Regions from separate parts of the Mus musculus genome. Here region 2 is linked to region 1. A link is a loop called in an ENCODE intact Hi-C map of the cell type or tissue named here. Cell type or tissue: left cerebral cortex. All regions are shown on one strand. Links, peaks and the distances in the headings refer to the core of each region. The heading gives the core; the rest is flanking DNA. Region 1 overlaps Sptbn2 (spectrin beta, non-erythrocytic 2). Region 2 overlaps Gm960 (predicted gene 960).

Region 1 (12,181 bases), core at 2,344-10,343:
GGTACAAGCAGGATGGGAAGATCTTCGGGCGACCATGAGGCGGAGAGAAGAGTCCCTGGGTGAGGCTCGGCGGCTGCAGGATTTCCTGCGCAGCTTGGATGACTTCCAGGCCTGGCTAGGCCGCACACAGACCGCTGTAGCCTCCGAAGAAGGGCCAGCCACCCTTCCCGAGGCAGAAGCCCTCTTAGCCCAGCACGCAGCTCTGCGGGGAGAAGTGGAGAGAGCCCAGAGCGAGTACAGCCGCCTCAGGACCTTGGGCGAGGAGGTGACCAGAGACCAGGCTGATCCCCAGTGCCTCTTCCTCAGACAGAGGCTGGAAGCCCTTGGAACCGGCTGGGAGGAGCTGGGTCGCATGTGGGAGAGCCGGCAAGGCCGCCTGGCCCAGGCCCATGGCTTCCAGGGGTTTTTAAGAGATGCTCGCCAGGCTGAGGGTGTTCTCAGCAGCCAGGTAAGAGTCCAGAAAACAGTTCCAGCTAGGAAGAAGAGGAAAATGGGGATCAGGGGAAGGACACACAAAGTGATAAAAGGGATGGGCATTACCAGTGAACAAGCAAGATAGGCAGGAAGAATATATTAGAAATACGTTCTAATAACAGGTTTTATATGTTATTAAAATAAAGTGGCTCTCAACCTTCCTAATACTATAACCTTTTAGTACAGTTTTTCGGGTTGTGGTGACCCCCAACCGTAAAATTATTTTGTTGCTACTTCATAACTGTACTTTTGCTACTGTTATGAGTTGTAATATAAATATCTGATATGCAAGTTATCTGATTTGTGACTCACTGTGGAAAACTGCTGTTATTAGAATAGAATAATTCTTAACAAAATCTAAATGTGAACATAAACTGACTTTAGAAGAAATGAAAAGCCTGGCTAGTCCTGTAAATATTAAATAAATCAACAATTACAAATAAGGGGGTATTCTCAGAGGGGTAGAATCTACATGCTATGAGAAGTGAGCTTGCCGTACTCTCTTCCACCCAGGAATATGTCTTGTCTCACACGGAGATGCCAGGGACACTGCAGGCGGCAGATGCAGCCATTAAAAAGCTGGAAGACTTCATGAGCACTATGGACGCCAATGGAGAGCGCATCCGCGGACTCCTGGAGGCTGGACGTCAGCTGGTGTCCAAGGGCAATATCCATGCTGAGAAGATCCAAGAGAAGGCGGACTCCATCGAGAAGAGGTGTGGTGAGAATGGCGGATCTGAGGAAGCTTAGAGGAAGGTGGCTGATAGTTTACCTGTGTATGGGTGAACTGATAGAGGGCAGAGAGTTGAACACAGAAGACAAAACAGAAAGATCAGAGTAGTTGTAGAGGCTGGGTCAGGATCCACAGATGGCAGGCCTGGAAATCAGATTCCTGGGGTGTCTTTCGGGGCTCCTGAGAGACAGTCTCCTCATAGGAGGAAGACTGGACCTTCTAGGGAAGTTAAGGGTATGGCTTTATCCTGGGCTGCCATTACAGGCACAGAAAGAATCAGGAGGCGGTGCAGCAGCTTTTAGGACGCCTTCGGGACAACCGAGAGCAGCAGCACTTCTTGCAAGACTGTCAGGAGGTGAGGCTCAGTTCCCTGGTACCCCCATGGCATTTCCTTGCCATTCATCCCTTACACACACAAAGCCTTTCGTGGCTTCTTCTGGAGTCTTCTGCATCTCCTGGATCATGCCCCAGCCCCCTTTCCCTCTAAAAGACCTCCTCCTTCATTCTTGCTTTATGCTTGTGCCAGCTGAGACTCTGGATCGATGAGAAGATGCTGACAGCTCAGGATGTGTCCTATGACGAAGCTCGCAACCTGCACACCAAGTGGCAGAAACACCAGGCATTCATGGCCGAGCTTGCAGCCAACAAGGACTGGCTGGACAAAGTGGACAAGGTAACCAGTGTGGGCAGAGCCACACAATGCTTGAGCCTTTGGTGGTGCTTCTGGGCAGATCCTGGACATAGTATAGGCCGAGGGGGCCTAACTCCAGGACATGCTCTTTCCAGAGGCTCACATTGCCAAATGGGTAGTTATGGCCTGAGGATGAAGTTCTGTCAGACAGAACTTCATGAAAACACAGTAGACGAGAGAGCCTGTTGTGGCTTGGGTTCAATGTCATAACTGCTTCTGGATCTGCAACACCATAACCCTCTACACCTGGGGTCTGCAAACATTTGTAAAGGGCTGATAGGAAATGCTTCTGGCTCTGTAGGCCATATACCTGTGTTTCAGCTCCTCGTTTCTACTGTCATAGAGACCAATGAACATGGCTGTCCTCCAATAAAACTTTATTAAAACATGCAGGGGGGCCAGATTTTGTCCATCTGCCATGGTTTGACAAGCCTTGGTTTTTAATCTTGTCATTCCTAGGACTTTGTCTCCCACACAGCTCTGTCTCAGTTGCTGGGGACACGTAAATATTACTTCTCAGCAAATCCTCCTGGAGATGGTGATGTTAGCTAGTGTGTTGCTATGTGGTTCGTGGCATATCAGAAGATGTTTTCTCTTAATAATACCTGGGGAGAGGAAAGCAGCTTGCAGTGCTTGCATCTGCTCAGGAGATACATGCATAGTGGTCCCATATGCAAATCATTGAGAGGAAAGGGAGGTGATGCTACCCCTGGATCAGACGAAAAGGAAAAGCACTGTAGCCAGGATGTGAAATCTACACAGACAGCTAAGTCATATCCAGAGCAGAAGGGCTAGTCTGGAGGCAGAAGCCCGTAATACTAGCTACTGGGGAAGTTGATGTGAGAGGATCCCAAGTTCAGTGCCATCCTGGACAATTTAGTGAGACTCTGTCTCAAAATGAAAGGGGTCGTAGCTTTGCCTAGCATTTATAAGGTTCTTTGTTCAATGCCCAGGATTGCAAAAAATAAGTGAAAAGATCCAGAGTAGAATACAGTGGGTGCCAAAAGGTGGAGTTCCCAAAGCCTGGGCACTAAGCAGAGATGAAGGGATGCACTGGGGCCATCCGTGGAAGGAAAAGAGAATGTGAGCAAGCAGAAGGAGTAGGTTCCAGGGAAAGAGTGATGATAAGCAGAAAACCAGAAGTGTGAGGAGGACTGGGAGCAAGGAGGACATCAGCCTGCCTGGAGCACAGAAGGCTCCTGTATGACAGAGTATGGCAAGGCAAAGGTAGGACGAGTGTCCTGGGCAAGATCAGAAAAAGCATGAATCACTATGCTGGGAGCGTGCTAAAGGCTTTGAAGCAGCACCAGACAAACCAGCCTTTGATCCTCTTCATCCAACAGTCAAATAAAATAAAGGCCTGAACAAAGCATTTGAGTTCATGGCCTCAGAAGCAGACTCCGGAACCAGAATTTTGGAGCAGCCCAACTTCAGGAGAGGTGATCCCCAAAACGCCATGGAGGGGAGCGAGAAGATGAGACAGAAGAGAGAGTAGTCCAGACAGGATTCGTTAGAGTAAAGCATGTCCTTGGCTTGTGTGAGGCCCAGGTTCGATCCCTAGTCCCACGGAGTGGGAGAGGAGATGCGAGTTCCCTCATGCCAGAGTTTGCAGCAGGCTGCTGGAGCGCAGAGCTACTGGGGCACTCTGAGAGACGTCAGAACCTGACGCAGTGCTACCCCACCCAGAGCACAGAGTGGCTGCGTATCCATCCGTCACCCCTGTCTGCCACTGGTTGGGAGTGAGTGCTTCTGACTCACCACTCATGCTTCCTGTACTCCCATAGAAACATGTCTTCAAGCTGAGAGGCTGAAGCTGGGAAGACCATGTGAGATGTGCTTTAGTGCAAGGGAGGAGACATGAGTTAAGAAACATAAAATGACAGCACATAATTAAAGTCTGTGTGCAACATAATAGTAGAAGATTCCAAATGGCTTTAAAGGTTTTTTTATTTAGACAGGATCTTGCTGTGTAGACCAGGCTGACGTTAAACTTATAGCTTCCCGTTTCAGTTTCCCAAGTGCGAAATTTCAGGCATGAGCCACCAGGCCCAGCTTGCAGTGGCTTCCTAAGTAAGGGAGGGTCGAGTTAGATTGATCTTGAAAAGGGAGTGGAGCGTGGTCAACAGTAAAGAGCAGTGTGGAAGGCTTTCAAAACCTCTGGGGAGAGACTATTAATGAGCCTGCCTCACACAGGACGTTAGAATTACCTGGAACATTTCAGCTCTCTATTGCTCAGATCCCTGGCCTGTGATCAGCCTGCAACATTCAGTGGAGTCTGATTTTGACACTTACACATCTTTTGTCTTGTCACCTAGGAAGGGCGGGAGCTGACTCTTGAAAAGCCAGAACTCAAAGTCGTAGTGTCAGAGAAGCTGGAGGACCTGCACCGGCGCTGGGATGAACTGGAGACCACTACCCAAGCCAAGGCCCGCAGTCTTTTTGATGCCAACCGGGCAGAGCTATTTGCTCAAAGCTGTTCTGCCCTGGAGAGCTGGCTGGAGAGCCTGCAGGCCCAGCTGCACTCAGATGACTATGGCAAAGACCTCACCAGTGTCAACATTCTGCTGAAGAAGCAACAGGTATGCAAGGGGCCTTTGGGGAGATGAACAGTCAGACAACCTGTGGAAGAGGGTGCCTAGCTTTTGAAATTCAGGAGGCCTGGTAAATGTCTCATAGCATTTCTGACAGTGATCATAATTAAAGACTCCGTCACAGTCTATTAGGGCTGTGTATCAGTTAGGGAAGTCAGGAGACAGGCCACACTAATAACATGGACAAGGAAACGTTAGCTTAACAAAAGTACTCATTAGTAAAAGGTGTTATTACTAAAGGTGTTATCTCAATCTGTTTCTGTTGCTACAATACAATTCCAGAGACTGGGTGATTTATTTTTTTAAAAAGTTTATTTTGGCTTGCAGTTTTGGAGGAACAAGGGTGTAGTACCAGTATCTGCTCGGTTTCTGATGTGTTGTAAGATGACAGAAGAACAAAATGGAAATTAGCTCATGTGAAAGAGACAAAACCCAAGAGGCAGCGTCACTTTACAACCTGTTCTTGTAACTAATCCAGTCTCGTGGGAACTATATAAATCCCTTTAATGGTCCACTCATCTTGTAAAGGCCCTCTACTGCTTGTCAACACTTTACTTTGAGGTCCAGATTTCAGCATAAGTTTTGGAGGAAACAAATTACAACTTAAGCCAGATCAAGTCTAAAAAGAATTTTACAGTTGGTGTCAGAAAACCTTTTCTCTGTAAAGAGACAATAGGACCACCAACAGCTCTGTGTGTAAAAATGTTTATCACCAAACCTGACTATTTGAGTTTAGTCTCTAGAACCTGCATGGTAGGAGAGAAATCCATATACACCCACAAATTAATAAAATACATATTTAAAAAATTCAGCAGAGCTAAACAATACTTTACATTTTGTAGGTTATATGATCTTTGTCACAGCAATTCAACTTTGTCTTTATTATAAATAAATGAATGAATGCCCAATACTACGAGGAATGCGTCAATATACTTAATTTAGTAAATAGATTGTATTTGTTGATTCCCTGACCCTAAGAATCCTGGAATAGCAGGATTCCTTTCCCTGGAGGGGAAAGAGGCACTAGATCCCTGTACTCTGAAAAAAAAAAAGCCCAAGCAAAAAGCTAAGCATGCCTGCTCCAGTGTTTTGTGCTTTTTCCTCTAGCGCCCTCTTCTGACAAGGCTGCCAATTGTACCAGCTTGGGAAAAATGCTTATGGGGGGCGGGGGCGGGGGGGTCTAGGTGAGCATCTCAAAGAAGGCTAAAGTGGATTTGTGACTGAGAGACAATGAGTTCATAATATGCACAGTTGTCACATAGTCCTGGCATTTTTATAAAGAAAAAAAATTGTGTGTGAACTACCCAGACCGTAAGAGGCTGTTTTTCCCGTGGGGAGGCCCCAGGAATCAGAAATCATGGCTGGTTTGATACAGGCTTATGTCTTAGGAGTTGAAGTAGAAATGTGCACTGATCTCTCTTATCTCCTCACGTTTGCAGATGCTGGAACGAGAGATGGCTGTGAGAGAGAAGGAGGTAGAGGCGATACAGGCCCAGGCCCAGGCCCTGGCCCAGGAAGACCAGAGTGCAGGGGAGGTAGAAAGGACCTCAAGGGCTGTGGAGGAGAAGTTCAGGGCCTTGTGTCAACCCATGAAAGAACGCTGCCGGCGCCTGCACGCCTCCCGGGAGCAGCACCAGTTCCACCGGGATGTGGAGGATGAGATAGTGAGTCACGGGCATGGAACGGCAAGCTGCTCCCAGCCGTGTGGCTCTCGGGCCCACTTCCTGGGCACTGGGATGTTCATGGATGTCCTGCAAGGCTCCCTGGCCTCGAATGAGATAGCTCCCTTTACACACACAGTTGTAGCTGTAGACAGCTCCTCTCTGCGGCTCTATTAACCTTTTTTTTTCTCTCCAGTTGTGGGTGACTGAGCGGCTTCCCATGGCCAGCTCTCTGGAACATGGCAAGGACTTGCCCAGTGTCCAGCTTCTCATGAAGAAAAACCAGGTGAGGCCAAGGGCAAGGGTGAAAACAAAGTTCCCAAGAGCATCTTCTCACTCAGACCTTTGTTTTTTCCCTTGTTTTGTGGTGATGGGAGGTAGAGGGTGAGTGCTGTTGATTGGAGATAAGGCCTTACTATGTATCTTTGGCTGGCTTTGAACTCAAAGAGATCCACTTTTATCTGCTGGGATTAATGGTGCATGTATGCTGCCATGTCCGGCTCCTTTGTTTTTCCCTATGATAGGGTGTCTGTGGCATTATCTTGTTGCTTGTAGCCCTAGACTTGATTTTTCTTCCCCACACTCGGGAGAGTGGCCTCTGTTGATAGGAAAGAATGAGGATTGAAGGGGTATCACATTGTCCCCCACCCACCCAACCGTCCCCACCCACCCAACCGTCCCCCTCCGGAGTCTTGACAAAGAGTCTTTGAGAGGATTCAGAAAAGAGAAGAATGTAGGGAGGGCTGGAGGGCTCAAGGTGGAGCAGGTAGGTCCAAGGGGACACAGGCTTGCAGTTCCTTTTGCAAGCCTTTCAGTGTGTCTTCTGTTGCTCTGGACAGACCCTGCAGAAGGAGATCCAGGGCCATGAGCCCCGGATTGCAGACCTCAAAGAGAGGCAGCGCACTCTGGGAACAGCAGCAGCAGGTCCAGAGCTGGCTGAGCTCCAAGAAATGTGGAAACGCCTGAGCCATGAGCTGGAGCTTCGGGGCAAGCGGCTGGAGGAAGCTCTTCGAGCCCAGCAATTCTATCGTGATGCTGCAGAGGCCGAGGCTTGGATGGGTGAGCAGGAGTTACACATGATGGGCCAGGAAAAGGCCAAGGTGAGAGTCAGAGCAATGGCTGGTTTGTGCGGCCAGTTCTTCTACCCCCAAGCCCCTGCTGCCTGATATTCAATTTCCCCTCTCCCAGGATGAGCTGAGCGCCCAGGCAGAAGTGAAGAAGCATCAGGTATTGGAACAAGCCCTTGCTGACTATGCCCAGACCATCAAACAACTAGCAGCCAGCAGTCAAGATATGATTGACCATGAACATCCAGAGAGGTGAGTGTGTGAGTATCATGAGCCTTGACCCTGGAGGAGAGGAGGGCTGGCTCTGGGAAAGTAGGGGTTGTGACATCTTCTGAACTATGGCCATACAGAATAGAAAGTTGGGAGAAGCAGGGACTTGGCAAGCAGTTAGCAGACAGAGCAGTTAGGTGACACAGAGCAAGCCATTCTCTCTACCTCTGCAGCACAAGACTAACAATACGCCAAGCCCAGGTGGACAAGCTGTACGCCAGCCTGAAGGAGCTGGCAGGAGAGCGGCGCGAGCGCCTGCAGGAGCACCTCCGGCTGTGCCAGCTCCGCAGAGAGCTGGATGACCTGGAACAGTGGATACAGGAGCGTGAAGTTGTGGCAGCCTCCCATGAACTGGGCCAAGACTATGAGCACGTGACTGTGAGTGCCTGCAGACTAGCACAGAAAGGATCAAGGCCTGCAGGGAGACCAAAGTGTTGGCCCAGGCAGAGTGATGAGGGTGGGGACAAAGAACCAGCGGAGGTGGGTTTTGAGTTGAGTTCTGCACAACTTTTGAGCAGTTATGCAGAAAGAGGGGCACAGGGATGCCTGTAGGTGAGGATAAAAATGAAATTGTTACTCTTTCCCAACAGAACCTCAACAAAATGGGAGAGTTTCAGATTCTCTGCTGTGGTTGGAGGTTTGGGTCCTCTGGTGCAGAAATCTAGCCCAGTTAGGGTGTCCGTGTTAAGGGCTATAGGTTTGGGGTATTCTAGGTACCTTTTGTCAGGTGTCTTGTAGGACTGTGGTATTATGTTACCTTAGCCATTTTAGTTAACATTTGCAACCTGGTGAAATTCCTTATTGATGCGTTTCTCAGGTTGTATCCTTACTGTCGAGCAAATCACAAGTGTAACGTTAAAGCTGCCATACCTGCTCACTGAGCAGTGGGTTCTCAGAAAGAAGTGACTGCTCCTTGAGGGGGGGACCTCACACAGAAGGGCTCATCTCTGTGTCTACAGATGCTTCGGGACAAATTCCGAGAGTTCTCCAAGGACACCAGCACCATTGGCCAGGAGCGCGTAGACAGTGCCAATGCACTGGCCAATGGGCTCATTGCTGGGGGCCATGCTGCACGGGCCACTGTGGCCGAGTGGAAGGACAGTCTCAATGAGGCCTGGGCTGACCTGCTGGAGCTGCTGGACACAAGAGGTCAGGTGCTGGCTGCTGCGTATGAGCTGCAGCGCTTCCTGCATGGAGCCCGCCAAGCCCTGGCACGGGTACAGCACAAGCAGCAGCAGCTTCCAGACGGGACTGGCCGTGACCTCAATGCTGCTGAGGCCCTGCAGCGCCGGCACTGTGCCTATGAGCACGACATCCAAGCCCTCAGCACTCAGGTCTGACCCCATATGAACTAGTCGGGAAGGAAAAGCTGAGAGGAAACTATTTGGTGGGAAATTGGAGGGGGGCCTTGTGTGCTAGGGAAGGTCTCTGAGAAGCTGGGGGGAAGATGGCACCCCTGGAGGGGCATTTGGAGATGAGGTTAAAATCACTCCAGAAATTTATCTCCAGCCAATGGATATCAGCTATCACATTCAGGATTTCTTTTATAGCATGTGTGCACACACACATGTCACAACGTGTATGGAGGTCAGAGGACAACGTCTAAGCGGTGATTCTATCCTTGCACTTCAGGTTCTGGTGGTCAGACCTGAGTGAGTGCTTTATACATACTGAGGCGTCTCCCTGGCTAAGTTCACGCTTTTAACGAGGACCCACAACTTCTTCGAATAGTTCCAATGGCTGCAAGATCCTTCATGCTTTGCCAAAACCTACCTGTTTTGATGCCATTCAGGCCAGAATTCTCGATTCCTAAGTTTAACACAGATCACTTTCAACCTCATATGGCCAGTCAGCTCCAACCTGAATCTACTCTCTAGGCTGCACATCTCGTACTAGTGATTTTCAGTGTCCCTTATACCCTGGGTAGAACAGCTCAACTTGATTTTAGAACCCTATCCCCAGGGCTAGGCCTGAACCTTGGTTCCTCCTACCACAACTTTGGCTGGTGGAACAGACATGAAGTAGAAAGCCATGTGAGAAGAGAGAGACTTCAGCTCTGCTGTCCCCCAGCTCTGCCTGACTCAGACCTGAATTCCCACCTTCAGGTCCAGCAAGTTCAAGATGATGGCCAAAGGCTACAGAAGGCCTATGCTGGAGACAAGGCTGAGGAAATTGGCCGTCACATGCAGGCAGTGGCTGAGGCCTGGGCCCAGCTCCAGGGAAGTTCTGCTGCCCGCCGACAGCTGTTACTGGATACCACGGACAAATTCCGATTCTTTAAGGCTGTCCGAGAGTTGATGCTGTGGATGGATGGGATTAACCTGCAGATGGATGCCCAGGAGCGGCCCCGGTGAGACCCATAGTGCCTGGTGTCCTTCACAAGTTGTATGATGCTACTGGTGGCTGTGGTGGGGCTGGGACAGCCTGTAATACCACCTTTGTCTTGGCCCAGGGATGTGTCCTCTGCAGATTTAGTCATCAAAAACCAACAAGGAATCAAAGCAGAGATAGAGGCCAGAGCAGACAGGTTCTCCTCCTGCATTGACATGGGGCAGGAGCTGCTGGCCCGGAGCCACTATGCTGCTGAGGAGGTAGGCAAGACCTGGAGAGAATCTGGCTAGATGCACCTAACAGGGCCCATGCCTGTAATTTCTGTTCATTTTGTTTATTTGTGAATTATTGTTTGTTTGCTTAAGACAGGGGCTCGCCATGTAGCTCAGGCTGGTCACGGTTCTCTTACTCTATCCTGCCAAGTGCTTTGACATTGCCCATCTTCTGCTTTTTGTCATTCTCTCTTAGCAAGAATTCTTTCACTCTCTCCTCCCGATGCTGTCCATAGATTTCTAAAACCTCACTTCTCCTCCCAGGACTGTTTTCCTCCCCTCTCGACGTTAAGTTAAAAGTCATCGCTGTATTTTGGTGGCTCCCAGAGACCATGGGAAAGCTCCATTAAGTCCTAAGTCATGCCTCCTTTCCCTACTCCCCAGATCTCAGAGAAGCTGTCTCAGCTACAGTCCCGGCGCCAGGAGACAGCTGACAAGTGGCAGGAGAAGATGGACTGGCTACAGCTTGGTGAGCCACTGTGGGATGTCACGGGAGGGAGGGGTCTTGTGAGGGAGCGCCTGGGCGTTGCCTGTATGTGGTAGCCACAGTGCATGAGCCCAGGATCCCTGGGTGTGGAATCCCAGGATTCCTCTACACTTGGTACCAAATCATGTCAGTGCTCTGGAACAACGCTGGTCTTTGTCCCTGTATTTGAGGTTGATCTGCCCGATGCCATTTTGCACTCTAACCTTCCATCTTTCTATGACCCCTACCCCAATCGTGGCAGTTTTGGAGGTGCTTGTGTTTGGGAGAGATGCAGGGATGGCGGAGGCCTGGCTGTGCAGTCAGGAGCCATTGGTGCGAAGTGCAGAACTGGGTTGCACTGTGGACGAAGTAGAGAGCCTCATCAAGCGACACGAAGCCTTTCAGAAGTCGGCCGTGGCCTGGGAAGAGCGTTTCAGTGCGCTGGAGAAGCTCACTGCGGTGAGAACTGTGGGACCTCAGAGGTGCCCAACCCCACTGCTGCCCCATTTCTTCCCTTCCCACCACACTGCTTCTCTCTCTGCATGTGAGCTTAGAGTGCTCTTCTGTTCCATGTCAGTCAGCTTGGGGGCCACTAAGATCCCTCTGCCTCCTGCTCTAACTCTTTAGAGTCTCTTGTCCATCTTTCCTGCTTTATTGGGCTAGAGGTGAGACACTGCAGCTTTTCACCTCACCCTGATGCTTGCTGACCTCAGCATTTCTTAACAGCTGGAAGAGCGGGAAAATGAGCGGAAAAGGAAGAGGGAGGAGGAGGAACGGAGGAAACAGCCTCCTACTTCAGAGCCCATGGCTAGTCAGCCAGAAGGGAGTCTGGTAGATGGCCAGAGAGTTCCTGACACTGCCTGGGATGGGTAAGAGCTAGATACCCGGGCCAGGATGCTGAAGCTAAGCCCAAGCAAGCCACCGGTTAATTATTCTGTGTCATATATGATTATTCTAGGACTCAGTCAAAATTGCCACCATCCACACAAGCACCCAGTGTTAATGGGGTCTGCACGGACACCGACTCCTCACAGGTAATTTCATGTCCCTGGACGTCTCTTTCAACCCAGCCAGCCCCCAGATCCTCACAGATTCTTATCTTTGCAGCCCCTGTTGGAACAGCAGAGACTTGAACAGAGCAATGTCCCCGAAGGACCTGTGAGTCTACCTAGAGGGCTGGGTGTGGGTGCCTGGAGATGAAGGGACAAAAGAAGTGGGTAGGGATCCTGGGTATGAGGTTCAACAGAAGCTTGGGCTGGGAGACCAGCTCTTGGCTGTAGAACATCCTAATTCCAAGGAAGGATACCATCCATGTCATCTTTTAGCACTGATGTTTTCCCCACAGGGATCTGGCACAGGAGACGAGTCCAGTGGGCCCCGGGGAGAGAGGCAGACCCTGCCCCGGGGCCCTGCTCCTTCTCCAATGCCCCAGAGCAGATCATCTGAAGCAGCTCATGGTGCCACCCTGCCCACACGAGGACCTGAGCTCTCTGCTCAGGAACAGATGGAAGGGATGCTGTGCCGCAAACAAGAGATGGAAGCCTTCAACAAGAAAGCTGCCAACAGGTATCAACCCTGGCTGTGCTGTGCAGAGCCTGTGGCCTCTCGGGTTTCTGCTTCTGAAG
Region 2 (12,181 bases), core at 2,260-10,259, 99 kb before region 1:
GTGGTAAAACACCATGATCAAAAGCAATCTGGGGAGGAAAGAGTTTATTCCATCTCTCAACTCTCAGGTAACACTCCATCACTGAGGGAAGCCAGGGTAGGAACTCAAGGCAGGGATGTGAAGGCAGAAACTGAAGCAGAAGCCACAGAAGGATGCTGCTTCCTTACTTCCCATGGCTTGTTCAGTCGGCTTTCTTATATACCCCAGGACCACCTGCCTAGGGATAGCGCCATCCCACTACATCAACCATTAATCAAGAAAATGTGCCAGGCATGGTGGCACACGCCTTTAATCCCAGCACTTGGGAGGCAGAGGCAGGCGGATTTCTGAGTTCGAGGCCAGCCTGGTCTACAGAGTGAGTTCCAGGACAGCCAGGGCTACACAGAGAAACCCTGTCTCGAAAGACAAGACAAGACAAGGGAAGGTGAGATGGCTCAGTGGGTAAGAGCACCCGACTGCTCTTCCGAAGGTCTGGAGTTCAAATCCCAGCAATCACATGGTGGCTCACAACCATCTGTAACAAGATCTGACGCCTTCTTCTGGAGTATCTGAAGATAGCTACAGTGTACTTACATATAATAAATAAATAAATCTTAAAAAAAAGAAAGGAAGAAAGAAGGAAAGAAAGAAAGAGCCCCCCAGGCTAGCCCACCAAGCTGATCATTTTCTCAGCTGAGGCTCCTTCTCTTAGGTGACTCTAACTTCCGTCAAGCTGACCAAACACTAGCCAGCATACTGTATTACTATGACTACAAATGTGATATGATCAGTTGCTTCAAACCCTTGCTGTCCTGACTTCCATGATGAATTGAGTGGAAATAAGCCCTTCTCCCTTAAATTGCTCTGTCAGAATATTTTCACACAACAATATTAGAAACCATGACATGCCTGCACAGTTGAGTTCTGGTAAGGGTCCTCTTCAGGGACTTTCCCGATCTTTTTCTGCATCGTCATACTGCAGAAGGGTCAAGGCTTTCTCTGGAGACACATTTTGTTCTAATTTACTGGGTGGGGTGCCAAGACATACATGTAGAGGACAGAGCACAGTCTGTGGGAGTCTGTTTTCTCTATCCCTCATGTAGCTACCGATGATCACAGTAAGGTTGTCAGGCTTGGCAGCAACTCTGCCCACTACCATCTTAGCAGCTCAGGAGGCCACTTAATTAGGAACTAATCCTTTGTGAGGTATTCTCCAGAGAAGACTGCTCAGATATGGGTTCAAGCCAATTAAAAGTCATTATTAGCCAGATGGCAACTGCAGTGGGTGTTCAGGACCCCAGTGTAGCACCATGCCTTTCTCTGGGTGAATACAAAAATGATGTCCTGAGTTTCATCCTTCAGGTAACAAGAACAGTTAGCCAGAAGCAGGACTACAGATGTAAAAACCAAGGCTGATACATTAAGAGACTGTCCCAGAACTAGGGACTTGGATGGACTAGGGCTTCGTTTTAGTTTTGGTAGGTGCTGCTGTCTATGTGCTGAGTTTTACAGCCTGAATGGTACTTCCATCATGGAGTCAGTTGTGCTTAAGGTCTTAGAGCCTGCTCAGGTGTGGGGCCCTGATACAATCCCATTTGTCTCAGCTGTCAGAGAACCAAACAGCCAAATGAAGAGCACAACTTAAAGCTCTTTTAAAAGTTTCCAGCTGGGCGTGGTGGCACACGCCTTTAATCCCAGCATTCAGAGGCAGGCGGATTTCTGAGTTCGAGGCCAGCCTGGTCTACAAAGTGAGCTCCAGGACAGCCAGGGCTATACAGAGAAACCCTGTCTCAAAAACAAAAACAAAACAAAACAAAAAAAAAGTTTCCTGTAGGGCACACATCTTTAATCCCAGCACTTGTGATACAGAGGCAAAAAATATCTGTAAGTTCAAGGCCAGCCTGGTCTCCATAGTGAGTTCCAGGACAGGTCAGGACCTCATAGAGAGACCCTATTTAAAAACAACCAAAACCAAAACTGGTTTACTCTCTCTGTCTCTCTCTGTGTGTCTCTGTCTCTCTGTGTCTGTCTCTCTGTCTCTCTGTCTCTCTGTCTCTGTCTCTCTGTCTCTGTCTCTCTCTCTCTCTCTGTGTGTGTGTGTGTGTGTGTGTGTGTGTGTGTGTGTGTGTGTGTGTTATGGGATCCAGGTAGCAAACTCCAGTCAGGTACAATCAGGTTTGGCAGCAAGTGCCTCTACCTGAGATACCATGACAGCTCCAAAAACTTTCAAGTATCTTGAGCCGTTGAGCTGGGTATGGTAGCCAAGAACATCATGTTGAGGGCTAGGATTTCAACATATGATGTTGGGAATGATACAAATATTCAGACTGTAGTATATATTTAGCCCCTAATCTATGAGGAGCTCATATTTGCCCTCAACTTTTAAACAAATTTCAGAGAAGTTAAACATGGGCCTAATTCCATATAGCAAGTAAACAAGTCCAGAACTGACTGACCCCAACTCCGATTCCAATTTATGTCACTCACTCCATTTTGTCACATAAACAAGTTGCTGTGTCTGCTCACTTATTTCTAGTGTATTGTGTCACTGTGGGATGGAGAAGCATTCTTCAAGGAACTGGGAACCAAGGATCTAATTCTAGTTCTCTCAGATAGTTGTGTGCGTAACCTAAAGAAAGTGTAACTCTTAAGTAACTTTTCTCATTTATAAAAATGATATATATACAGTTATTCTTCAACAAATTATTTTTTTCTGAGACAGGGTTTCTCTGTGTAGCTTTGACTATCCTGGGACTCAATCTGTAAACCAGGCTGGCCTCAAACTCAGAAATGTGCCTGCCTTTGCCTCCCGAGTGCTGGGTCTAAGAGCATGCGCCACTGCACCCAGATTAGACATTTTTGTGTATGGGTGTTTGGCTTGCATGCATTTCTGGGTACCACATGTATGCTTGGTGCCTACGGAGGCCAGAAGAAGGTGTCCGATGCCCTGGACCTGGAGTTACAGATGGTAATTAGCTGCCATGTGGGAGCTGGGCATTGAACATCTGGGAGAGCAGCTCTTAACTGCTGAGCCACCTCTCTAGCCCCAACAAATACTTCTGAAGGCACCTGGTACTCAGTAGGATCACACTGGAAGTGTTCAGCACTGTATGTTATGTTGTAAAGCCTGCTGCAGAGTGCCCCATCTTCTAACCTCAAGAGCCTGGAGGCATGTCTTCCTGAAGCTGCTGCGGGTGCTTCCAGTCAACACACTCATGATGGAGTTCACAGCCACAGAGAGGGAGGCCTGCAGTCTCTGTTGAGTCTGGAGTAAGGGGAAACCGTGTTAGCCACAGAGTGCAGGCTCCGAGAATGCCAAAGGGGTGAAGATTCTACTCAAGGCAGTGACTAGACAGTGTCACCACTGATACTTAATAAGATGATGGCATGACCTTGATTTCTATTGTTTTACAACTCAAAACGTTCTGTTCTTTCATAGAGATAGCATAACAACATAGACATACTAAGAAAAGACAGCACTGGGTAGGGACTGGGAAATGTAGCTCAGTTGATAGAGTGCTTGCCTAGCGTTCATGAGGCCCTGAGCTCAAGCCCCAGCACAGAATAAACCAGGGATGGCGCATATACCTGTAATCCCAGAACTGTGGAAGTAGAGGCAGGAGGATCACAAAGAAGGTCAAGATCATTGTCCACGAAGAGTTTGAAGCTAGCTGAGACTATGCTAGTCTGTTTCCCAAACAAGACAGTAAGACATAGTTGGCACTGGATATGGCTCACAGTTATGAGCAAGTGCCGCTCTTACAGAGGGTCAGTTCCAAGCATCCATGTCAGACAACCCACAGCCACCTAGCTCCAGTGGCCTCTATGAGTACCCGCGCACACAAGCACCTAATTAAAAATACTTTAATGGCACAAGCCAGCTAGGAAAGATGATGGCAAGCGAGTTTCCTGGAGATGGCCCACCAGTCGGCATGGCTGCAAGGGGTGCACTCTAGTGAGGCGTAGCCCCAGAGACTTGGTCCCAGGATTGCTTCTTGGGGCTGATGTGCTTTCTCAGCTTGTCTTTGCCATAGTCCTCATTTATGTGGCTTGGTGTGAGTGGACACCAGGAGACCCTCACTGCCTGTAGCCTGGTGTGATTACTTCCTGGGTGATGGCCCACTCTGTTGGGCAAGCTTCCTGCAGATTAACATGAAGATGACCTTTCATATAATAATGCTATTTAGATGTACTGATGACCTTATAGAATTTCTAATTCGATTCAAATAATTTTAAGAAGAAACTTTAAGGGGATTTTAGTTATTTTGATAGAAAGGTATAATAAAGTTAGAATCAAGAATAGAAGTGCCCTCCTCAGACAATAGTGAGTAAAGACTGCATAATAAGGAGGGCAATGAACTTTCATAAATTACACTAAGAAGGGAAACAGGGTTGGGACAGATGTGTGATCAAGGAAAAACATTCATTCTAGATGAGATCCAAAAATGAAGCCACAGGTGTGCACTATGATAAAACAAGGCCACATGAAACTGTTCCTTTGAACTTATCATGAGCTTATAGAATGAGACACTGCTTTGAACTTAATATTGACAACCTTCTTTAACTCCCTTTTGTGTAACATTTATCTGTGAGGTAATTTCATAAAGAACTTTTGCCTAAGAAGGTATAAAAAGGCTGAGAGAAAAAACAAAGTGTGACTGTTGGGGCCCTGCTCCACCCACCAAATGTATATATGTGTATATATGTGTGTCTCTATATATGTATATATGCCTGTCTGTATGTACAACATATATATGTACATATGTTTGTGTCTACATACATGTGTATGTATATAAATATGCATGTGCACTTGTGAAACTGATGAAACAAGTGGTCAGGCCCAGCCACTGTGCGTGTGCGTGTGCGTGCATGATTTTCTCTCTATCCTTTTCTTTCTCGCTGGCCTCTTAAGAGTTACAAGAGTTCAGCCGGGCGTGGTGGCACACGCCTTTATTCCCAACACTCGGGAGGCAGAGACAGGCAGATCTCTGAGTTCAAGGCTAACCTGGCCTACAGAGTGAGTTCCAGGACAGCCAAGGCTACACAGAGAAACCCTGTCTCAAAAAAAAAAAACAAACAAAACAAAACAAACAAAACAAAGTTCCAAGAGTTCAGAGTTTCTTGCCTGGCAGTCTTGTCGGCCCCAGACACTAAGTTCTGTCCATCAGCAGTGCTGACCCTGACACCCCTCCCCCAACTGCTGTTAGCACTACCCAATCATCTCAATGCTTCCTTCAGTTACCTGGAGGTCGGGGCTGGCCTTTAGCACAGTAAATTGACGTTTGTTGCTTGCCTGTTTCTATGTAGTGAGACAGGCTCTCACTGTGGAGCCCAGGCTGGTCTCGACTTCAGAGGTTCACTCGCTTGCATCTCCTGAGGGCCGGGATTAAAGGTGTGTGGCACTACACAGGGCTTTGATTCGTTTTCATTTTATGGATCTGGGTCATCTTACAGGAATTATTTGTGTACCACATTTGTGGCCAGCAGAAGCCAGCAGAGGGCGTTAGATGCCCTAGAACTAGACTTACAGACAGTTGTGAGCTGCCTGCCTTGTGGGTGGTAGGAATCAAAACGGCTCTTCTGGAAGAGCAGCCAATGCTCTTAACTGTGGAACCATTTTCTCAGCTCTAAAAATAAATCTTAAAAAACAAAATAAAAAGCCGGGCGTGGTAGCGCACGCCTTTAATCCCAGCACTTGGGAGGCAGAGGCAGGTAGATTTCTGAGAGTTTGAGGCCAGCCTGGTGTACAAATTGAGTTCCAGGACAGCCAGGGCTACACAGAGAAACCCTGTCTTGAAAAACCAAAATAAGTAAATAAATAAATAAATAATAAAAAAATAAAGCAAATGTTTACTTTTTTGTGTTAAACCTATTGTTTGAGTCTATGATATGTGCAGGTTTGCACATGTCACAGTGTACGTATGTTTGGAGGTCAAAGAATAACAAGTTGGTCCCCTCACTACACCTTTAGGAGGGTCCCTGGGATCAAATTCAGTTGGTCAGGCTAGTGTGGCAAGCGCTTTGCCAGCTGAGTCATCCCTGTGGCCCCTTACTCTGTGGCAGGGTCTCACACTATAGCCCTCTACAAGGGAGTTAAGAAATGTATTACCAAAAGTGCACAGATTGGAAGAACTCAGTCTGGGCACAGCAAGTGTGACATTATTAAAGAATTGGGAAAATGAGGGCAAAGGGTAATGTTTACTGAAACATCAGCTCCAGAATGCATGGGATCAAGATGCACAGAGAAGGAAAACATAGAGGAGATGGTGGCAAATGCCTTTAATCTCAGCACTTGGGAGGCAAAGGCAGGCGGATCTTTGAGTTCCAGGCTAGCCTGGTCTAGAGTGAGTTCTGGGACAGCCAGGGCTACACAGAGAACCCCTGTCTTGAAAAACCAACCAACAAACAAAACCAATGAAGCAAAGCATCAGAAAGAGGCACAGTTGCCATGTTTTTAGTGTTATTGCCGTTGCTATTCAAGCACAAACTGTCTGCTTGTAGCCTAAATGAAAGCTTAGCTCCCTGCCCAGGTGCAGTGCTTGCTAGGACCTCAGCAGAGGCAGAACAGGAAGAGGTACCAAGGGAAAGGAGGGTCCAAGGCCCCTGGACTATCCACACCCAGGCTGTCAATCTCTTGTTACCTTGGCATCATGGTGGTACAGCTGCCAGACCTGATCCACAGCTGACTGGATGGACTGCTGTACCGTGCTGCGGCTCTCCGAGAGGATGGCGCTGAGATGGGCTGTGAGCAGAGTGTGGAGTCCTGAGAGGATAAGAATGTTAGACCCCTGAGTGAGGATGACTACTGCTCACACGAAGTGACAGGACTGGAGCTGCGGTAATGCCTCCTGGAGGCAGCCACTTCTATTACCTCTCCACAAATAATTACTTTTTAGAGACAGCCCCTCTCAATTCCCATTTGCAAAAGCAAGCTGAGGAAAATTTAAGTGAGTTACATTGCTTTTGAAGAAACAAATGCTAATTCACGCAATGAACAATAATAGTGGTGTCTGCCAAAGTGGCATCCTCTTCCAAAGGAGAAGGAAGCCTCTTAGGGGAGTCTAGCCCTCCTCTATTCCTCTTAGGAGAGTCTAACCCTCTTCTATTCCTCTTAGGAGAGTCTAACCCTCTTCTATTCCTCTTAGGGGAGTCTAACCCTCTTCTATTCCTCTTAGGAGAGTCTAACCCTCTTCTATTCCTCTTAGGAGAGTCTAACCCTCTTCTATTCCCTCTAGGACATCACTGATAAGGGAGCCCCTGTTGTCCGCAGTGTGTCATTTTTTACGTGCTGTAGTAAAGAAAAGGCTAAAACGTACAAACATTATTTAAAGTGGAGCTAAGGTCGGGGATGCCACTCAGCTGAGCACTTGCCTAGCATGTGTAAGCAGCCTTGGGTTTGATCGCCAGCATCACATAAACTGGGCATAGCACATGTCTGTGATCCAGTACTTAGGGGATGGAGGCAGGAGGATAAGTGGTCTAAGGCATCCTCGGCTAAGCAGTGCATTTGAGGCTGCCTGGAGGCATGTGAGTTCCTGCCTCAAAACAAACTAAAAATAAGCAAACTGGGGATGATCTCAGACGAGGCGACCATAGCCACCCCTGCTTAGCATTACTCAGAGGCCGACGCGGGGCTGGAGAAGTGGCTCAGTAGTTAGGGGCTCTTGATCTTGCAGAGGACCAGGTTTGATTCTCAGCACACACATGGAGACTCATAGCATCTATAACTCCAGTTCCAGTGACTCTGACTTGGGAATGCTAAGCACTCATGTGGTACATATACAGACACACAGGCAAAACATTCATTCACATACTCACATACACACACACACACACACACACACACACACACACACACACACACACACACATATTTTAAAATAAAAGTTAGAAGGATCAATTACTATCACAGGGCACCACAAAGCTCTCCGGGGAGAGAAGGTTATCTTCGATTTTATAAAGGAATGTGCAACTAGCAGTAAGAGAGCGCAGGTTAAAGGTTTGTCACCAGTCAGTGACAATGAGGTAACTTCATTCACTGCACTTCATGCAGAAAACAGCATTTCTTATCTGCTCTCTCAGATATGTTGTCTAGATAAACTGAGATCATGCAAAAGGAAGTATTTTGATACACACATGCAGTGTTCAAAGTGGGGGAAAGTACTGCTGTTGTCATAGTGACGGAACACGTAGATTCTATTTTATATATGCTGGCCTCAAGAGGAACCCAAGAAATGAGAAGTTTTTGAAAGCATACATTTAATTAAAAAAAAAATTATTCCTAAAACTGTTCCCACCACCAGATGCTTCTGACGCTGTAGCAGAATAAGGAGTTAATCATGGAAGCTCCGTGACAAGGTGGGCGGGGGCCAGCGACTGATTTTAAAGACACAGGAACTCAGACTAAGGCTGCACAATCTGCTTCTAAAGCAAGGAGCTCTGGAGAAGGTGTCCAGGGCAGTAAGGAAGGCGGGGGAAAGACAAAGCAGACTCGCTGCCCTCGCGGTGCAGCCTGCAGAGGCTGCCCTAGCCCTGGAGGGCTTCCAGTAGGCTGCTTTACTTACTATGCAGCAGGAGAGGAATTTTAATTACTATTTTTAAAGATAAAAAAGTTATTTATGTTTATCTGCATGTATGCATGTATGTATACATACACACCTCGAGGTGCTGCAGAGGCCCGAAGATGGCATCAGATCCTGGAACTTGAGACAGCAGCTGCTGTGAGCCATTTTACTTAGGTGCTGGGCCTGACTCTCTGCTCCTCTGCAGGACTCACCTTGCTCTTAACCACAGAGCTATCTCTTCAGCCTGGCAGTGATTTTTGTTTTGAAACAAGGTTTTTTTTAATATTTATTTATTTATTATATCTAAGTACACTGTAGCTATCTTCAGACACACCAGAAGAGGGCATCAGATCTCATTACAGATGGTTGTGAGCCACCATATGGTTGCTGGGATTTGAACTCAGGACCTCTGGAAGAGAAATCAGTGCTCTTAACCACTGAGCCACCTCTCCAGCCCCGAAACAAGGTTTCACTATGTAACTCAGGCTAGCTTAGAACTAGCCAAGATGGCTTCAAACTCAAAGTGATCTACCTGCCTTTGTCTCCCAAATGTTGGGATTAAAAGCATGGGCCATGCTGGGTGATATACTTTAATAGAAAGCACTTTGGAGGCAGAGGCAGGAAGATCTGGAGTTCCAGGCCAGCCTGGTCTACAAAGTGAGTTCCAGGACAGCCAGGGCTATACAGAGAAACCCTGTCTCATAAAACAAACAACCCCCCAAACCAAACAACAACAATAAAAACAGTGTATAAGCCACCATACCTGGATTTTTATTTATTTATTATTGTTTTTTAGCAGTGATTGTTTAAATCTAAAAGTGAGTCTACTGAAGAGCTGCAGGCCTTCCGAGATATGCTAAATGGAAGTGTCTAAATGATCTTAGTATAACAAAAATGACAGGTAACGCTGCTTTAAAGACATCTGAGTTCTTTGAGTATGTTCAATAGACTCAGTGTCAAACTCAAATTATCATAGGGTTATCCTCTGGCAAGCATTTTACAATTCTAGAAAGTAACAGATCTTCAGTCTCAAGACAGCATTTGGCCTCCGAAGGGCCTTTGATATCACCTAATTTAACAGCTCATGTTAAAGACTGAAAAGGGAGGCTTGGCTGCTGTATGTGACTTGATTTTCAAACACCACTGAGGAAGCTAGAATCAGAGCTAAAAGGAAACCCAGCAGTTTTAATTATTCCCTGAGTCCTCTCTCCTGCTCTGCGCAGTAGTTTGTCTTTGTGTGCACATGCCCCAGAATCCTCACCAAATCCTCCTCGCTTGAGCCTCATAACCTGGCTCCCTTTTCTTTCCACTCTTTTGGCCTCAGTCAATGGAAGGAGGCACCAAAGAACAGCAGCTTCTCGGGGTTAAAGGCCTGAGCGCAGGAAAGCTGTGCTGCTCTCCCAGGGCGTGTAAGCACCAGGGAAGGAGCAAGAGCAGGAAGGCAGGTGGCAGGAAGGGTCAGTCTCATTCTGACAACCACGAGTAACCAGCACTAGTCATTGGCAGAGCTTCTGAGCTGGGTTATAAGTAGTCTTGTTTCACCCATGATGCAGTAGGAACCAATAGCACAGCAGGAAGAACACAAGGGCAGGGTTCTCCACGGCCCACAGAGAGTGGAACACTCCAAAGGAGGCTTACAAATGTCCTGAAGCATGTCTAGGCCCCAGTTCTTGTGACTTTCTTCCATTTAGGAATGTATTGATCAGCTCTTAAGATCCACTTCCTGGGATTCATTGGAGTAAAGTGAGTGACCAAAAGTCACTCAAAGACGTCCAAGTCTCACCACCTCTGTTCACCTGAAAAGCGTGTGAAAACGCACACCTCAAGCACTCTAGATTTTATAACAGTGCAAACGTAATGAATCATTCTTCACACAGGGAGCTGTGGGTCTTCAAATAACCCAGGCGATTCAGATACGCGTGTTCCGTGGCCCACAAACTGGAACCATCCCATTACCTGTGAGGAGGAAAACCTTTCTGATGACTCCCTGACTGCACCAGCACCGAGACAGGCCTCTTTCCTTGATCCATCTAGAAAGGCAATGCTGGTTCTTTACAGATTACATGGATTGGAACAGATGTCCACACCCTCTCTTTCTGCACCTAGTGCTTGCCACACCCAATCTGGCTGCTGCATTTTTCTACACATACCCCAGATTTTCGCTTGTTGTACTGGGACGTCACTTTGGAAATCCACAAATAGGAAAAGTAGCAGAGCTGGTCCCTGTGCGTTCATATTCTGAGACTGATTCCCCTCAGGCGACTCTGCTTTATAATTCACATCTGGAAGCACAGACTCTAGAGGAAAAGACAAAGACTAAGGTAAGTCCCGTACACACCAAGTGACCCAAGAACCGACATCTTGACCAAGAAGGAACCACCAGGTCTAAATAGAACACTCAGCCCCACTTCTGAATTTGTTTCTCCACCCACACGATGGCAACAAATAGAGTTCCATGCAGAATATCAACATAGCCAGGCACGTGCAATGCACAGGAAATAGCATCCGTGTGCATTTACTGTGGAAGTATTACACAACAAATTCATTTATTTCTTGTGTAATGTTTTCGTTTCCTTGAGAAAGGATCTCACTAGGTAGCCCTGGGTGGCCTGAAGCTTGTTGTGTAGACCAGACTGGCTTTGAACTCACAGAATTTACCTATCTCTGCCTCCTGAGTCCTGGATCAAAGGCATGCACCACCACACCTGGCCTCTTGCACACCTTTCTAAGGCGAGTCTGGCTAGTAAGAGGCCCAGGTCAGATTTAAACTTAAGTACTGATATTCCAGGTAAGTTGTGCTACATGCCAGGTGCCATGTTAAATTCCTTGTATGTCCTATCTGAAGATTTAGACTTCATAACTTTCTTGAGTAAGACCTATTCTTACCTTTTACAAATAAGAAAAGGGGCAGTCAGCTTAAATACCATGTCCAACCTGAGCCTGTGACTTGGTAGAACTGAGTGGTAGACCCTGCCAGATCAACTCCAAATCTGTACTTTTAAGTTCTAGCTGCACCTTTTAAAGTCCCACAGGGCAGCCCCGTACCGAGGTGCATGGGGAGCAGTGTCTCCCTGTGGACCCTAGTTCTGTCCTTTAAGAAACAAAGGGGAGCAAGGGAGATTACAGCGAGTTGAGGACAGCCTAGGCTACACAATTTAACACACTGTCTCAAAAAGCAAAAGAAGAAATGATTGAGAGAAATGAGGGGGTGTTTCCTGTATTATTCATTTAAAACACTAATGGACCAAAGTTGAGACTCAGTGAACTGTAGAAACAATGGAAATCAATACAGCCAGAGAATAAAAAGTGGCCCCTGACAGTGGTGCCAGACTACACATGCCTTTAATTTAATCCCAGCACTCACTTGGGAGGCAGAGGCAGGAGGATCTCTACAGGTTCGAGGCCAATATGGTCTACAGAGTGAGTTCCAGGAAATCCAGCGGGAACCCCCATCTCAAAAAATGCCCAAACAAACAAACAAACACAAAAAGAAACAAGGAAAAAAAGAAAAAGAAAGGGGAAGGGGAGATGTAGTTCGGTAGCTCAGATGGTAGGGTGTTGCCTAACATATATGAAACTCTGGGTTCAATCCCACCCAGCACTGCATAAACCAGGCATAGTGAGACATGTCTGTAACC

The links. Hi-C counts contacts between places; a loop is a spot of excess contacts. Peaks named below come from ENCODE experiments on the same cell type or tissue, not always from the same donor. Only the 100,000 strongest peaks of a DNase experiment are listed, where the experiment ranks them.
Region 2: a loop joins it to region 1, with 4 times the contacts of the local background. A loop is called at or near these places in 30 of 42 quality-filtered maps.

What each region holds. Positions count from the first base shown.
Region 1 is chr19:4,738,120-4,750,300 of GRCm38, forward strand. Sptbn2 (spectrin beta, non-erythrocytic 2) reads left to right here. Exons shown (of 37, transcript NM_021287.2): 16 at 1-448; 17 at 988-1,190; 18 at 1,472-1,562; 19 at 1,734-1,880; 20 at 4,214-4,477; 21 at 5,929-6,153; 22 at 6,347-6,436; 23 at 6,990-7,250; 24 at 7,339-7,469; 25 at 7,661-7,865; 26 at 8,447-8,821; 27 at 9,593-9,837; 28 at 9,940-10,078; 29 at 10,475-10,559; 5 more. Gm21992 (predicted gene 21992) reads right to left here. Exons shown (of 3, transcript NR_157185.1): 3 at 4,794-6,748. Among named protein-coding and RNA genes, the nearest start is that of Rbm4b, 12 kb to the right of the region's middle. In left cerebral cortex, for the core only: CTCF peaks have their summits at 5,601 (motif pointing left) and 5,805; DNase peaks (open chromatin) are centred at 3,592, 5,596, 6,096, 7,095 and 2 more places; H3K27ac peaks cover 971 bases.
Region 2 is chr19:4,638,980-4,651,160 of GRCm38, forward strand. It overlaps Gm960 (predicted gene 960), which reads right to left. Exons shown (of 15, transcript NM_001033447.3): 10 at 10,694-10,840; 11 at 6,621-6,742; 12 at 3,134-3,244. Among named protein-coding and RNA genes, the nearest start is that of Rce1, 19 kb to the left of the region's middle. In left cerebral cortex, for the core only: a CTCF peak has its summit at 5,459 (motif pointing right); DNase peaks (open chromatin) are centred at 5,490, 7,511 and 8,292; H3K4me3 peaks cover 219 bases; H3K27ac peaks cover 2,860 bases.